2 separate regions of the Homo sapiens genome follow, and region 1 is linked to region 2. A link is a contact called in ENCODE Hi-C or POLR2A ChIA-PET data. All regions are on one chromosome and are shown on one strand. Each heading gives the region's core, a stretch centred on a gene start or an enhancer-like site at or near the end of the contact. The rest is flanking DNA. Distances are from core to core; before and after follow the strand shown.

Evidence for each region. Hi-C counts contacts between places; a loop is a spot of excess contacts on that map. ChIA-PET counts read pairs that join two places held with the same protein, here RNA polymerase II (POLR2A). Pooled maps may share reads with other maps.
Region 1: a loop to region 2 is called in a map with no recorded cell type, with 2.3 times the contacts of the local background. The contact joins two enhancer-like sites. A Hi-C loop is called at or near these places in 1 of 37 single-sample maps with no recorded cell type and 3 of 50 pooled maps. POLR2A ChIA-PET finds 5 or more read pairs at or near these places in 5 of 52 experiments (A673, CD8-positive, alpha-beta memory T cell, OCI-LY7 and 2 more).

What each region holds. Positions count from the first base shown.
Region 1 is chr2:202,749,284-202,752,266 of GRCh38, forward strand. All of the region lies in intron 4 of FAM117B (family with sequence similarity 117 member B), which reads left to right. Among named protein-coding and RNA genes, the nearest start is that of FAM117B, 120 kb to the left of the region's middle. Within about 2 kb of position 1,433, at least 2 of the 41 ENCODE cell types and tissues checked have a DNase peak (open chromatin) inside an H3K27ac peak, as active enhancers do.
Region 2 is chr2:202,607,148-202,609,907 of GRCh38, forward strand. No RefSeq gene overlaps it. Among named protein-coding and RNA genes, the nearest start is that of FAM117B, 26 kb to the right of the region's middle. RefSeq lists an enhancer at 2,559-2,760. Within about 2 kb of position 1,489, at least 3 of the 41 ENCODE cell types and tissues checked have a DNase peak (open chromatin) inside an H3K27ac peak, as active enhancers do.

The sequences.
Region 1 (2,983 bases), core at 183-2,682, 140 kb after region 2:
GACAGTATGGTTCTGTAATAGTGAAAAATTGAAAACTATTTGTTTAATAGAGCATTGATTTCTTAAGTAATGCCCTCATAAAAAAATTATGCAACTATAAAAATGATTTGGTTAAACGTTTTAAAGCATAGAGATAGGTTACAGGTCTGGTATAATGTTAAAAAAAAAAAACCACTGGGTTCAGAACACTAGGTACGATCTGTTTCTGGTTAAAAGTGTATATGTATATAGAAGAAAAAGGACTAGATAGAAGAGTTTTTATAAAATTATTAATAGTTGTTATCTCTGGTGATTGACATGTATTTAATTTTCTTTCTTCACTGAATATTTTTTTTACTTTTGCAATAAAGAAAACAATGGCAGTCCAGGCACAGTGACTCATGCTTGTAATCCCTGTACTTTGGGAGGTCAAGGCTGGGAGGATCACTTGAGGCCAGGAGTTTGAGACCAGCCCGGGCAACATAGTGAGACCCTATCTCTAATTATATTTTTAAAATTATTTAAATAAAAAAAGAGTAAACAATGAAGTTAAAAATAGTTTCTCAGGGCAGACTTTTTATGGACATATTCAAGTTCTCTGGATCACTATATCTCTGGCTTATGTTTAAGTATGTTCTTAAGTCTATTGAAAACTGTAGAAATAAAAAAAATTAAAGGTGAGTGTATTAGTCTCTTCAGGCAGCCATAACAAAATATTATGCATAGACTACGTGACTTTACACAACAGAAATTTATCTTCCAGTTCTGGAGACTCTTAAGTGCAAGATCAAGGTGCCAGCAGGGTTGGTATTTGGTTGAGGGTTCTCCCCTTGGGTTGCAGACAGCTCCCTTCTTGCTGTGTGCTTATATGAGCTCTTCGTGTGCATGGGAATGGGAGGTGACTCTCTGGTGTCCTCTTGGACCGGGGCTGCCTCCCCCATATGACCTAATTTAAACTTTACTGCTGAGTGGGCACAGTGGCTCATGTTTGTAATGTCAGCACTTTGAGAGGCTGAGGCTGTCTGATTGCTTGAGCCCAGGAGTTTGAGGCCAGCCTGGGCAACATGGTAAAACCCTGTCTCTACCAAAAAAGTACAAAAATTAGCCAGGCATGGTGGCATGTGCCTGTAATCCCAGCTACTCGGGAGGCTGAGGTGGGAGGATCGCCTGAGGCCAGGAGGCAGAGGTTGTAGTGAGCCAAGATCATGCCACTGCACTCCAGCCTGGGCAACAAGGTGAGACCCTGTCTCAAACAACAACAACAAAACAAAACTCAACTACTGCCTTAGATGCCCCATGTCCAAATACAGCCACATTGGCAGTTAGGGCTTCAACATATGATTTTGGGGGGACACACACATCCATATACCAGCCTTGTTGAACAAGCATCTTATATGTTCTAGGCTCTGTGCTTGGCAGTGGCACTAAAGAGATTAATAAGACATAGTTTCTCTCCTCAGGTTAATTGTAGAAAAATAATCCAAAAGAAAAAAATACCACCTCTGTTCCCAGGTGTAGCTTGCTTCTGATATTTTGGGGAAATAGTCTTTTTTTCTGGGTGAAATATAAATCTGTGTGTGTGTCTGTTTTATACGCATGCATTGGCTTTTGGTTGAATAAACATGAAGGGGCAAAGGAAGAATGTTCTTTTCACTTCCTGCTTTTGTGAAATATCTGGCGTATATGAAACTTTTGTTCCAGTAGGTAGAACAGAAAATGTTGAGAAATTAGGTGTGTAGGTTTCTAGAGAGAAATTATAGAATTTATTCTATAAACATAGAATTTATGTTTATATTTGAGGAAAGGGAAAATCAAAAAATATAAGGGCTAAACCCTTGAAGACATATAGATAAGCTTTAGTCCCATAATTTTCTGTTTGCAAATTTGCAAAATTATTTTACAATTCACCTAAAAATTGCATCATTCTTTACAGATCACTCTGTGTTACTTGAAGTTTATAGCTCAGCTGACTACTGCAGGTTACATCAGAAATTTGAGTTTTTATACCTATGGAGTGTTAGTGACTTAAAGTTTTATTGTCTGACCAGTACTTGATTTATGACATTGATTGTGCTTTAGCCACCCACTAAACTGTATATAGAGTTGTCACCGCTTATGAAAGCTGAAAGGGTCTAACCAGGACAAGTGTTCACATCAAATGAACTAGACTAAGAGAATAGATCTATGGATATGGCTAAGATCTTCCTCAAAAAAATAGTTTTGAGGCTGGACACAGTGGCTCACGCCTGTAATCCCAGCACTTTGGGAGGTCCAGGTGGTGGATCACCTGAGGTCAGGAATTTGAGACCAGCCAGGCCAACGTTGCGAAACCTCATCATCTCTACTAAATATACAAAAATTTAGCTGGGCGTTGTCGCGGGTGCCTGTAATCCCAGCTACTCGGGAGGCTGAGGCACAAGAATCACTTGAACCCGGGAGGCTGTGGTTGCAGTGAGCTGAGATTGCACCACTGCACTCCAGCCTAGGAGACAGACCGAGACTCCATCTCAAAAAAAAAAAAAAAAAAAAAAATAGGTTTTGACAATTGTATATCTGTGCACCAAAGATCTGAGCTATGGAGAGTGGCTCAAAAATATAAGTTGAATTTTTAAAAATTATATAAATTTTCTCTATAAAACACTTATAGAACACCCAAACTTAAAATTTTCTTTCCTTTGGTAGTGGATGCTGAGAATGGAAAAGGGATCAGAAAGAAGAGATGGAAGTAAAGGGAATAAGTAATACAGAAGCTTGAGGCTGTGGGGAATGTGGGAACAGAGGGACTTATAAAAAGGGAAAAATTAGGAGACACTATATGTGAAAGAAAATAAGTGACACTTGAAAAAAATGTGAAAAGATAATTATTTTAAGAATAAAATACATAATAGGGAAAATACAAAATAAAAATTGCAGCTACTGTTTTCTGAGCATTCATGCTTTAGACGCCAGGCACCATACCAGGTTTCCTGTCATTTCATCTTTAAAGCCATGAGGTAGGTTTCTG
Region 2 (2,760 bases), core at 239-2,738:
TATCCTCTTTTATTTCCTTGAGCAGTGGTTTGTAGTTCTCCTTGAAGAGGTCCTTCATGTCCCTTGTAAGTTGGATTCCTAGGTATTTTATTCTCTTTGAAGCAATTGTGAATGGGAGTTCACTCATGATTTGGCTCTCTGTTTGTCTGTTATTGGTGTGTAAGAATGCTTGTGATTTTTGTACATTTATTTTGTATCCTGAGACTTTGCTGAAGTTGCTTATCAGCTTAAGGAGATTTTGGGCTGAGACAATGGGGTTTTCTAGATATACAATCATGTCATCTGTAAACAGGGACAATTTGACTTCCTCTTTTCCTAACTGAATACCCTTTATTTCTTTCTCCTGCCTAATTGCCCTGGCCAGAACTTCCAACACTATGTTGAATAGGAGTGGTGAGAGAAGGGATCTGATTTTCTTTTGCTTCTTTTTTTTTTTAAGATGGAGTCTTGCTCTGTTGCCCAGGCTGGAATGCAGTGGCACAATCTTGGCTCACTGCAACCTCTGCCTCCTGGGTTCAAGTAATTCTCCTGCCTCAGCCTCCCAAGTGGCTGGGATTACAGGCACCCACCACCATGCCCAGCTAATTTTTGTATTTTTAGTAGAGACGGGGTTTCACCATATTGGCCAGGCTGGTCTCAAACTCCTGACCTTGTGATCTGCCCACCTCAGCCTCCCAAAGTGTTGGGATTACAGGCATGAGTCACCACGCCCGGCCTTTTGCTTCTTTTGGAATTAGGAGGGGGGTCATAGGATGTCCTCAGGATCAGAGATCCAAGGAGATATCTGGAAGGAAGAATGTGTTCTCTCGGTAAAGGAAGGGGAAAGCTGCCATGTTGCTGACTTTGCTATAGCAGATGACAAGGAGTTAATTGCAGCCTAACTCCTCTCCTCATTGTGGGGGTTACTGGCTTTGCAGTGTCTTGGCAAAGTCTCATAGACATGTCATGGCAGCCTATCCCTTGCTTTCTTCTGTCTACATGCCTACACACCCAGGGATGGAGAATCAAGAGATCAGTTTTCTGGCTGCCATTGAAAGGATGCTCTGTCAGAAGCAAAGGCTTGACTTATTCTGAAGATTACCCTGATCTGCAAAGCTGCAGAATGCATAGTTATTTGTTACCTGGACTTAAAGTAAGGCAAGGCCCAGTGTCACATTACTTTGCCTCTAACAGACCTTTCTTGCAATGACTGTTTCATGCCATCAGTCACTCAACATTTACAAAGCACTTACCTTAGCATGAAGGAAAGGTTGAAAAGGAAGAGAAACCATGATCTCAGGGATTGAAGACTGAAAAATTGCTGTGAGAATAGAGAATGCTCAGAAACATTAAGTACTATAAAAACAAATACATATTAACATAATACATAGTATTTCCAGAAATATTTAGAAATTAATTGCAATGATCAAACCTGGATGGAGTTAATCAGAGTCATGGCACCCAGTGGGATGACTTAGAACCATGAGGGGAAGTTAGATAACTTGCTCTAGATCATGCAGCTGTAAAAGAGGAACTGCAGTTTGAATCCAGGCACTCTGGCTCCAAACTTAACATCGTACTAGATTGCGTCTCTGAAGTCAAAGAGCAAGGAAAGAAAACTACCCTAGTGCAGTTGTTGAGAGTATGACCTCTAGACTCAGACTCCCTGGGATTCCATCCTGCCTCTAGCATTTACCATACACTCCTGGACAATCCACTTACCATTCTATCCTTTCTTTTCCTTATCCATAAAAATGGGGATAATAGGCTGGACGCGGTCACTCACACCTGTAGTTTCAGCACTTTGGGAGGCCTAGGTGGGCAGATCACGAAGTCAGGAGTCTGAGACCAGCCTGACCAACATAGTGAAACCCCATCTCTACTAAAAATATAAAAATTAGCTGGGCGTGGTGGCATGCGCCTGTAATCCCAGTTACTCAGGAGGCTGAGGCAGGAGAATTGCTTGAACCCGGGAGGCGGAGGTTGCAGTGAGCCAAGATCGTGCCACTGCACTCCAGCCTGGCAACAGAGTGAGACTCTGTCTCAAAAAAAAAAGAGGGGGATAATAGTAACTGTGTATGAAGTTGCTATAAGGTACAAATGTGGTATATAGTGTGTAAAGTGTGCAGCCCAGTGCCTCAGACATAGTGATTGCTCAATAAATGTTAACTATCAATAAAATGATTATTATCATCCTATTTCTAAGAACCTGAAGTCCTACCAGGATAGTAACTCTAATTGCCAGAATAAGAAGGGGAAGTTTGGGTTGAGGTTATTTTCCAATCAGAAGTCCTTGAAGGAAAATCATGTCAGAAGGGAGGGAAAGGAAAGGAAACCAAGACTCTGGTTAGTGTAGACCCTCTTGGGTTGTGGACAAGAGAGTATGGGATTGCCATTTTATTAGTAACTTATACATTGTGCATGAATTTAACTTCCCTTTTGGTTTCCTCTTTTCATCCTCACTATTACTAGACCATGCATATATTGAGAAGTAATCTATGCTGCAACTCTCCCTCAGAACTGTACGTACTTAAAATCAAGTTAGTAGAGATTTTGAAAGGACTGTGCTTTAAAGAAAACACAAAAAACCAGTAACATAATAGATGATTGTCCTTATTCATAGGTCAGGGAGCCACTAGTCCACTGCAGCTCTTTTCTCCTAGAGAGATCTTCAAGAAGAGGTCTTTGTGCCCCATATGTAATGACTACTTAGGAGCTGAGTCAAACAAAGAGTCTTATTTTAGTTTTCTAAATACCAAGTCTGGGCAGGCCTGTGTTTTC